Regions from separate parts of the Homo sapiens genome. Here regions 1 and 3 are each linked to region 2. Evidence: chromatin contacts called from ENCODE Hi-C or POLR2A ChIA-PET data. All regions are on one chromosome and are shown on one strand. The core of a region is the stretch at or near the end of the contact, and the rest is flanking DNA. Distances in the headings are between cores, read along the strand shown.

Evidence for each region. A loop is a pair of places that touch in the nucleus more often than their neighbours do. ChIA-PET counts read pairs that join two places held with the same protein, here RNA polymerase II (POLR2A). Pooled maps may share reads with other maps.
Region 1: POLR2A ChIA-PET joins it to region 2 with 14 read pairs in CD4-positive, alpha-beta T cell. The contact joins two enhancer-like sites. POLR2A ChIA-PET finds 5 or more read pairs at or near these places in 2 of 52 experiments (CD4-positive, alpha-beta T cell and MCF 10A).
Region 3: a map of tibial artery shows a loop between it and region 2 (2.2-fold over the local background). The contact joins the promoter of LINC01738 here to the enhancer-like site in region 2. A Hi-C loop is called at or near these places in 2 of 168 maps with a recorded cell type or tissue (aorta and tibial artery) and 3 of 50 pooled maps.

Annotation. Positions count from the first base shown.
Region 1 is chr1:47,476,211-47,479,847 of GRCh38, forward strand. No RefSeq gene overlaps it. Among named protein-coding and RNA genes, the nearest start is that of FOXD2, 40 kb to the left of the region's middle. Within about 2 kb of position 2,126, at least 9 of the 41 ENCODE cell types and tissues checked have a DNase peak (open chromatin) inside an H3K27ac peak, as active enhancers do.
Region 2 is chr1:47,567,840-47,571,344 of GRCh38, forward strand. No RefSeq gene overlaps it. Among named protein-coding and RNA genes, the nearest start is that of LINC01738, 120 kb to the right of the region's middle. Within about 2 kb of position 2,137, at least 4 of the 41 ENCODE cell types and tissues checked have a DNase peak (open chromatin) inside an H3K27ac peak, as active enhancers do; they include tibial artery, where a contact is called at or near this core.
Region 3 is chr1:47,687,168-47,690,339 of GRCh38, forward strand. LINC01738 (long intergenic non-protein coding RNA 1738) reads left to right here and starts at 1,331. Exons shown (of 3, transcript XR_001738040.3): 1 at 1,331-1,415. RefSeq lists enhancers at 1-361, 362-1,050.

The DNA of each region.
Region 1 (3,637 bases), core at 876-3,375, 92 kb before region 2:
TCAGGAATTTGAGATCAGCCTGGGCAACATGGTGAAACCCTGTCGCTACAAAAAATACAAAAATTAGCCAGGCGTGGTGTTGTGCGCCTGTGGTCCCAGCTACTCAGGAGGCTGGGGTGAGAAGATGGCTTGAGCCTGGGAGGCAGAGGTTGCAGTGAGCCAAGATTGCGCCACTGCACTCCAGCTAGTGTGACAGAGCCAGATCCTGTCTCAGAAAAAAGAAACCTCAGCTTCTTGCAGTGTCGCAAGGAGAAGCTACTTGGAAATTCCGAGACAAACCTAGGTGGGTGATTGGTATCCTCCATCCACCTGTCCGCCCTTCAGGACCCAACTATTTCCAGAGATCGCTTCTGGGGTTTGGATTCTAAAGCTTGGTCCCATGGTTGTCGAATTTGTATGATTAAAGCCACATTGTGCATGGACAAATGCCAGCATTCATTCATTCATTCATTCACTTATTCATTCAACATTTTTTGAGCATTTGCTAAGTGCCTGGTATTGACGATACCAAGACTAATATAACACTGTGTGCCTGCCCTTAAATTGCTCACTATCTGGAGAAGCAGGCAGAGATGCACACAGACATTAAAGACCAAGTTGGAAGGGATTGTGAAGAGGCCGGGATGTAGACGTGGTAGCACCAACAGGGATACTCAACAGCCCCTGAGCCCTTTCTCTCTATCAGGTACAATGCTAAGGGGTCTTCATACCTACCTCCAGGGTTCTTGTAAGTGTATATATATATATATATATGTATATATACAGTCACTTTTAAATATATATAAACTATATAGATATAGTATATATATGTACTATAACTTTATATATAAAGTTATTTAGTTCTTACTTACAAGAACCTTGGCGGTAGGTATGAATGTGGTACTTAGCTGAATTAGTTTCCTATTGCTGTAACAAATTACTGTAAACTTAGCGGCTTTAAACAACCTAAATTTATCATCTTACAGTTTGGAGTTCAGAAGTCCAAAACAAGTTTCACTGGACTAAGGTCAAGGTGTTAGCTGGGCTGTTGCTTCTAGAGACTCTGAGGAATAATCTATTTTCTTACCTTGTTTAACTTCTAGGGGCCACCTGCATTCCTTGGCTTGTGGCCCCTGCATCTCTCCAATCTCTGCTTCTATCATCACATCTCCTGGTCTCACTGTGACCTTCCTGCCTCCCTCTTATAGGGACCCTTGTGATTACACTGGGCCCACCCTGATAATCCATGATAATCTCTCCATCTGAGATCCTTCATTTAATCACATCTGCAAAGTCCCTTTCACCATGTAAGGTAACATATTCACAGACTCTGAGGATGAGGATGTGGACATCTTGAGGGTGGGGAGCATTATTCGGCCTCCCACACCATCTTGCAGATGAGAAAACTAAGACTTACAAAGGTCAAGGAACTTGCCTAAAGTTCTACAGCCAGTAACTGGCAAGTCCCGCCCTCTTTGGATTTGAGCCTCCAGCTCTTAACCTCAAACAAGAAGACTGCTGGTGCAGGTGAACCTTGAACTAGGTTTTGAAGAATGAATCAGAGTTAAAAAAAGGTGTGTCCAGTGGAGGAATGGTGTATGCAAAAGCAAGCTGAGCACTGGGTGTGCTTTGGTACCATAAAATGCTCAGATTCGCTGGGGGTGCAGGGAGGTGAGACAAGACAGGTAGGCAGGGTCTGGATGGTGGAAAGCCGCCTAGAGCAGGCTACAATGTTTGCAGTTGAATTGAAAGATGTGAAAAACCATTGGAGGATTTCACCTGTATGTCCTGGGTAATCCCTTCCCCTTTCTGACCCTCAGTTTCCAGCTCCTCTGCCCTGATCTGCTTTTTCCCTCCCCACTGTCCCTTTGTCCCCTCCCTTCTCACCCCCTTGCTGCCAGGCCTGGTCCCATCCATCCCTGGGCAGGAATGAGGGCTGGGTGAACTGCCCCCTTCCCCCATCCCCAGGACAGCGACGGTTTCCAAATATCTGTCTGTTGAAATAATGTTCTCTGGGCACTGGGCCTCCCTCCCTCCCTCACATTCCTGGGCGAGCCGGCCTGTTTGGCTTGCTCGGACAAATATTGACTTTCTCTGTCCTTCTCACTCTGGGTCTGTTTAAAAGGCATCAATCTTTGCCGGGGTGTGAGCTCCCTCTCCGTAACCTGTGGCCTCTGCGGTCCTATTCGGGCAGGGAGTGGTAGGGGAGGGGCTCACAGGCTCTGGGGATACCCCTTTCTTGCTTGGCTGCACTATAGAGGCTTTTGGTGCAATGCTGTTCCTTGTCAGCTGCTTTCCACGCGGTCCTGCGTGGGGCCTAACAGCCCACTTATGGAGCCTCTACTTGAGGGTCAGGTCTATGCCCGTGGCATGTGCACTGAGACCTTCATACACATTTCTCTAGACTCCTCAATAACCAGGCAGGAAACCCTGCTGATTCTACCCTCAAACAATTATTCATCATCCAACCACTTCTCAGCCTCCACCGCTACCCTCCAGGTCCCAGACACCATCATCTCCTGGATCTGACTCCTGGATTATTAAGTTAACTTCCTAAATTCTGCCCCACTTCCCTTCAGTCTGTTGTCAATTTTGGAGCCAGAGGGATGGGTGAACATGTTGGTTAGCCTGGCTTAGACCCCCCAGCTCCCCTCCCCTCCTCTTGCTCCTCCTCTCTCCCTTTGGGCCTCAGGGTTTTTCCTCCCACCTGAAAAACTTTGCACGAAACTGTTCTCTCTGCCTGGAACGGTCTTCCCAGATCTGGTAGATTCCCTCCCTTACCTCTTAGTAAAATGTTTCTCTGGCCGGGCGTGGTGGCTCACGCGTGTAATCCCAGCACTTTGGGAGGCCGAGGCGGGTGAATCACGAGGTCAGGAGATCGAGACCATCCTGGCTAACATGGTGAAACCCCATCTCTACTAAAAAAAAACCAAAAAAAATTAGCCGGACGTGGTGGCAGGCGCCTGTAGTCCCAGCTACTCGGGAGGCTGAGGCAGGAGAATGGCGTGCACCTGGGAGGTGGAGCTTGCAGTGAGCCGAGATCGTGCCACTGCACTCCAGCCTGGGCAACTAAGCAAGACTCCGTCTCAAAAAAAAAAAAAAGTTTCTGCCAAAATGTCACCTTTTCAGTGAACCTTTCTTGGACAGCAGTTTTTGCATGGAACCCGCCTTGCCTGGTCCCATCACCTGGGTACCCCCTCTCCCCCGCTGCCTTGTCCTTCTCCTCAGCACTTCCTGCCATCTCACACTGTATCTTTTAATTGTGTGTTTTGTTTACTGTCTGTTTCTCTGGAGGGCAGGGCTTTTTGTCTGCTTCATTCACGGCTGCGTCCACACCTAGAGCAGCAGATGTGTGAATCCCCATTTCGTGGGTGAGAGTTAGTAGGGGTTATGGTGTAACAGCTTTTATTTATTACTCACTTTTTGAGTTTCTTCTATTTATCATTCACTTCACAGACTCTAGCTTGCCAGTGCTCGCAACAACCAATCCATAAGGTGGGCCTGGCTATGGTCACCCTTACATGGGCAAAGAAAACCAAGGCAGTGATGATGGTGTAGGGATTGGTCCTGGCTGGACTGCCACCCAAAGTCCCTCTTCCTGCCTCGCCAGCTGCACCCAAACTGGGTGCGCGTGTGCCACAAAAATGCCAGGATAGGG
Region 2 (3,505 bases), core at 887-3,386:
TTAGGACACAGGTCAGGTTAACTCCAAGAGGTTCCAGGACTTCAAGACCCCAGGGAGGACTGGGAGGAGGAGATTTGTACATCTTATGGGCACAAAGTGTGCCATGCCCTACTTTGTGCATGCCCTGTCCTGGGAGGGCCCATTGGCCTTGCCGCCATCAGATTCCACCCCTCAGGCTCTTTACACTGCAACAAGTGGATCCCTCTTCTAGCCCAGATATGGTCCTGCTAGCTCAACACCTCTGGACTGATGCAGTTTCCTTTAGGGTCCGTATTACAAGAGTTCCCACTGGATATAGCTAGGGCTAGAAGTGAGAATGCTGCACTGACAGGGCTGGGCTGTGCAGTCACCTGAGGTTGAATGTACAAAGGGGGACACAGTTCCCAAACCCATTCTTTCCTGCCCTGGGTCTTCTTCTCCCACTTGCATGTCTCATGCATGGTTTAAACTTCCCCACCTCCTACATTATGCTTATACTGTACACTCTCCATTACCTCCTCCAGCCTTCAAAGCTCACAATTGCCAACTCTTCTGGGAGCCTTCCTAGATCACACAGCTGGTATTGGCAGTCTCTGCAGGTCCCTTTTGCTCTGTGTCTGTGTCTTTATATAACCCCTCAGCCTGCCTTGGGTTGGATAGTTGCAACTGATTCTGTAGGTGCTTATTGAGTGCTGCCTATGTGCTAGGCGCTGGAAATACAGCTGTGAGCAAGACAGACATAGTCTGTACTTTCACGGAACTTCCAATCCTTCTTTGCTACTGGAATTAGGGGCTCTTCCACCAACTGGACCTTCTTAAATTTATTAATTTCATTCCCAGTGCCTGACACAGAAATAGCACGGAATAGGTGCTTAATGCATGTTTGAAGGATGGAATTTGTAATCTTGGTTCTTTATGATGCTTTAAAATTAATTTAAAAATAAATCAATTAATTTAAAAATTCAATCTGATTTACCATTCTAATTCAATTTGTTCTGGGAGGAGAGGGGTCCCCCAAGGGGCAGGGTGCAGGCTTGGGACCAGTCCTAGGCTGGTGGGGTGGGCGGGGATGGCCATCCTGTGGTGGTTGTGGCAGCAGCTGCAGAAGTGGACACATCTTTGTCTCTAGCCTTGGCCTGGCTGCCTGCCCACCCTCCCGCCTGCCATCCACATGGTGGAAATACTGACGAACAAGGCCCTTCCTGTCTTCCTCTCTTTCCCCCTTTTCTAAAAATAAGCTGGAACCTTCCCCTCATCTGCCCCCAATTTTCTCCTGCTTGACCCCGACGACCTCATACCCTCAGATGAGGCCACATGTGTGCCCACTGCTGGACAGATGGGCTGACCCCGCAGTGCAGATGGTGGGAGTGAGGAGCCCGCCCTGGCCTCTGCCCCAACCCAGCCGGCCCCTCCAGCTATGCCCTTCCTGGGAACAAAGCACTGGGCCAGCCCCTGGACTGCTGGTGGGATGGGAGAGAACTTGTTTGTAACAAAAATCTCCACCCGGGTTTTATGAACTGTCATGATAATAATAATCGCCCACATTTGTATACAAAGCACTTTCACATCCGTTATCTCCTTTAGTCCATGCAGTAACTCTTTGAGATTGGTATTATTGATAATGCCCGGAATGAACACATTAGGAAACCAGAGAGGTTCATTTACTTCGCTAAGGTTGCATAGCTAGGAAAGAACAGCACCAGGATTCAAATCTATATTTCTCAGATTCAAAATTCTGCCCCTTTACACTCTCTCTCCTGTTTGCCAATGTCTGAAATAGGCAGTGGTTTTGCAACTTTGTGCAGAGAGATTTTTTTTTTTTTTTTGAGACAGGGTCTCCCTCTGTCGCCCAGGCTTGAGTGCAGTGGTGCAATCTCTGCTCACTGTAACCTCCACCTCCCAGTCTCATGTGATCCCCCCACTTCAGCCTCTCAAGTAGCTGGGACTACAAGCATAAGCCACCACACCTGGCTACTTTTTTTTTGTTTGTTTAATAGACGGGGTTTTGCCATGTTGCCCAGGCTGGTCTTAAACTCCCGAGCTCAAGCTATCTGCCTGCTTCAGCCTCCGAAAGTGCTGGGATTACAGGCATGAGCCATCATGCCCGGCCCAGATATCTTCATATCATTCTTTTAGTTGCTATTTGTTGAGTTGGTATTAGTCACCTACTTGTGTGTCAAGCACTGTGCTGGGAGCTCCACCCTGACCCCAAGAGGAAGGAATTATTAAACTCACTTGGAGGAGGAGGAAGCTGAGACTCAGAGATGGAATGCGACTTGCCAAGGTCGTTCCGCGGTGAGACTGGGGCTTCAGTGTTTGGACTGAGGGCTGCCTGACTCCAGAGTTTTTTCTCTGCAAAACAACTCACAACAGTTGGCATCATGTGCTACCTTTTCTTGTTAAGTAATTATTAATAATTTGACAGAACATCTTTTGAGTGTCTGCTCTGTGTCAAGCATATGGACACAGGGATGAGCGAGACCCACACAACCTGCCCTAGTGGGCTTTATGAATTAGTGGAAGATGGACATGTAAATGGCAATTATGGTGCAGAGTGATAAACCATTATTAGCCATAATAGTAAGCTTTGCACAGTGCTTATTGCTCACTGAGGGCCCTCAAGGGAAATCTGGCCATTTCCATGTGATGCTGAAAACGGTCTGCTGGCCTCCCTGTGGCTGCAGCTTCATGTCTGAGCCTCCTGGCCTGGCATCCCAGGCCGTGGTGATGTGGTAGAGCCCACCTCTCCATCTTTGTCCCCTCCTGGCACCCTACCTCACTTTGTGCTCCAGCACCACCTAACTGCTAGAGGTACCTCACACACTGGGAGTTTCTCACCTTGGCTGCTTTATCCTGCTTGGCGTCTGCTGGAAATACCTCCTATCTCAGGCCCCACTTTCTCCTGGTTAACTCTTACCCTGCAAAACTCAGCTCAGATGGTACCGCCTGCCCAGGATACATGCGGTGGTTGGAAGGGGGGGATTTTCCTCTAATTGGAGATGTTTGAGCCAAGGATGGATGATCAGGGCAAAGAGACAAGTCATCTAATTTCTATGAGTTTCAGTTTCCTTTTCTGTGAAGTGGGCTCAAGAATAGGACTTAACTACAGGAAGATAAGGGGATTGCTAGAGGGAAGCACAGTAGCCTGTGGGAGCAAAGTGGAGTGTAACCCAGCCTGTGGGGTCAGGAAAGCTTCCTGGAGGACTCAACACCAAGGAGAAGCCTCAGATGGTATTAACGGCTAACACGTAATTGTGCTTCTTATGTGTGGGGTGCTGCTCTAAGCCCTTTGTGTATGTTAAATCATTTAATCTTTGTGACAACTCTGTGAGGCAAGTGCACCTCATTACACATCAGGAAATTGAGGCACAGGGAGATTAGGGGACCTGCTTAAGGCCACGCAGATAAGAAGGGGCAAAGCCTAAATTCTAACCCAGGCTCTTGGCTCCAGCATCCATGCTCTAGCCACTTACCTACTAAGGAAGGGGAAGAGCAGCGGGGGTGGAACCTAGAGCGCAGCACCAGG
Region 3 (3,172 bases), core at 81-2,580, 120 kb after region 2:
CACCTGCGCTGCCCCATACTGACTTCAGGGGTCTGGAGAAAGGACACGGTCACCAGTGTGAAGTACGGGCCTGGTTTCCCCGGGGAGAACAGAGTCAGCCTATCTCCCTGCCCAACCTCACCACCTGAGGACCTGTCCAGGCCCCGTGTCTACACCACACCCCACTAGCCCTTGGCTGGCTCGGCCTGGCAGTGACCACGGGCCCCGGGCTCTCTTCTCTCCACCTTCCCAGGGCCTGGATGGCCTTTGAGTAAACAGATAGCCCAGCGAGGTATGTGATCAATTAGCTTTGCTGAAAATGCAATCATTTTGTTATTCCAAGCTGATGAGAAGGCCTGCTCTCCCAGCCTCCACATGCCAATCAGCCCGTGTCACCGATATAATTTTCCACATAAACACAACCTTTGTGCAACATCTACTCTTGTAAATAGATGTAATTCCCAAACCAAATAACGCACTTGGAGGGGAAATGGATATTATGCATGCAAAAAGAAAAGCCGGCGATTTTTACACTTTCCAGGCAACAAAAGATTACCCCTAATTGCGAACGGGGGAGGGGGTGGCGGCGAAGCAGGGAGGTGGCCCGCTGCTGGGAAGCCAGGGAGGCCAGCTTCCAGGCAGATTTTTTTCTCTCTCTGCACATGTGTGAGCACAGACCACCAGGAACTGCTTAACCGGGGACTTGTCCTGTTTAGGCAACTGGGGAGAACGTGGTTGTTGTTGTTGATATCTTAAAGGAAACGGAGAGTTACTTAATTATAAGGTTTGGTCTCTCTTGCCAGGAGAGACCCCCTCCAAACCCTAAACTATACACATCCTGTTGCAGAACTTCCTCCTACATTCCTGGTAGGGAATGGCCTCGCTGGGTTGTGGAGTGTGTGAGTTCCTCTGAAATGCATTGGTGTGTCTTTCTCAATGTTCTGCTCATTTAAGTGAATCCATAAATTAGACCTTGAAAGCAGCGGAAGTTCTCGGGCAGCCAGGGAGTGAGAACGCTGCAGAACCCACTTATAATCCTGGCCAGGTTCTGGGCACGGGCTGCTCCCTGGGCTCTCTGAATGCTACGGAAATGAAGGCTGGGACGCCTCTCCCGAGCCCCTGGCCTCTCCTCATCCCCTGGCACAAGAGGGAGAAAGCTCTTTGGGGTCACTGTCAGCCCCCTCAGAGCCCCGAGCCAAAGGGAGAGAGCAGCCCGGCACAGGGAACGGCAGGATTGCTGAGCTGCCCCCGTGTGGTGCCAGGGGGCCCAGGGGCCCCACAGGCAACCCCACCCCGGGCCAGGCGGTGTGGCCCACATGAGAGCTGACAGCAGCCTCTGGATGTACTCCCGTGCATCTGGAAGGGGAGAGAATCACAGACGATGTAATTTCAACAAGGACGATTTCGGTCTTTTGCAAAGACCCTTCTATTAGCAGGTGAGTAATCACATCTTGGCCTCAAGAAGGCCTCGATGTTTCCTATAATGCTTCTGGGTCTTTATTTCATCAAGGTTCAAAACAGTGTGTGAGGCGTTAGAAAGGGAGTGTGGGTCTCTATATTGACAGCGAGCCAACACGGGCGAGCGGGAAGGAGCAAGCAGCGTAACCACGGCTCCAGCTCCTTTCCAGGTTCTGTCCCCAGGCCTGGGAGGGGTGGACGGCCCCTAATACTTCAGCTACAAAACATTCTCCTATCTGACCCCCACCCCTCCCCCTGCCCACGGAACTCAGCCTAAGAACCCTCCTCTCTGAGCGTCCATCCGTCCCTGGCTCCCAAAGCCCATCTGAAACTCATTAGCTGCTTGAAATGATTGTCATGGGAGCCCTTGATGGGGAACAAGAAAAGGAGAGGGATACTTTTAAAGGACAGCAATCGGGACCCAAATGCTGGCAGATGTTTGGAAACCTGGCTTTTGAGGAGGGGCCTCCCGGAGGCATGGGGCCAACTCCTCGGCCTGACCCTGGCCAGGCCCCCACCTCCCATGCCTTTGTCTTTCCAGGCAGCTCCTGGAGCACTGGCTGGGTAAAGCAGCTGTCTTCAGGTCTCCTTTGCCACTGAGGAAGAATCCATGGCCATGGGATGTGCTCCAATCTGATTAGGAGGACAGCTGTGGAGGTCCCTTGATTCTTTGTCACTTGCAGCTTAATTCCTGCATTTTGTAGATAAAATGACTTTGTGTTTGTAATAATGATATCATAAAATATGAGACATGTTGGAATCATGATAGCATATAATATTAACGTTTCAGAACTAAGACTCCTTGACATTTAATCTTCAAAATACAGAACATTGAATAAAAAAAAAAATTGTATTGTAGGGTCTTAGAAACCCAGTATGTTAGAATCTTAGATTGTGGGAATTCTTGAAAACTTGATTTAAAAAATCATATAAATGCTTTAGATTTTTAGTAGCATAAAACATTAGAATTCTAGAATTTTAGGATTATGAAATCAGAATTCTAGAATACTAGAATTATAGAGCATTATAAATATAAAAGAATAAATTTATAGAAATACAGAATCATGACCTCTTTCAATCACAGAACTTGAGAATGGTGGAATATTAAATTAAGGAAACAATGATAGAATCTTAGAATTACAGGAGGATATTAGCATCATGGAATGGTAGAATTAGAGAACCATAGTGTTTAGAATTAGAGAATCATAGCAGTTTATAATTACAGACTCATTGGATTATAAACTCTTAGAATCACAGAACCTTAGAATCACAGTGTCTGTTAGAGAAGTATCAGATCTATGAATTACAGAATTTTAGAATTATAGGCTTTTAGACATAGCCTTGAAGAATTTCAGAGGCAAAAAGGGATTTAGAGGCCATTTGGCCCTACTCCTTGCTCAGTCCTATTCACACACACACACACACACACACACACACACATGCGTGCAAGCGCGCGCGAAACCTCTCGGTAACCCTGTGCTTATGTCTAGACAACGCAGTCTAATTTTATCGTTCCTTACATCCCCTAGAGCCGCCGACCTCCTTTTCTGTCTCCCCTCTCTGCCTGCCTCTCATCATTACAAATTCCTACCAGCCCCCTGTTTTTCAAGGGAGAGCTTGCTTTTCGTTTTGCAAATCATCCAGCATCTTAATTCACCATGCCTGTGTCTTGCAGGACAAGGCTATTTCAGTGATTAACATATCAGGGAAACGAAGCCTTGGCTTCATTTGGGAT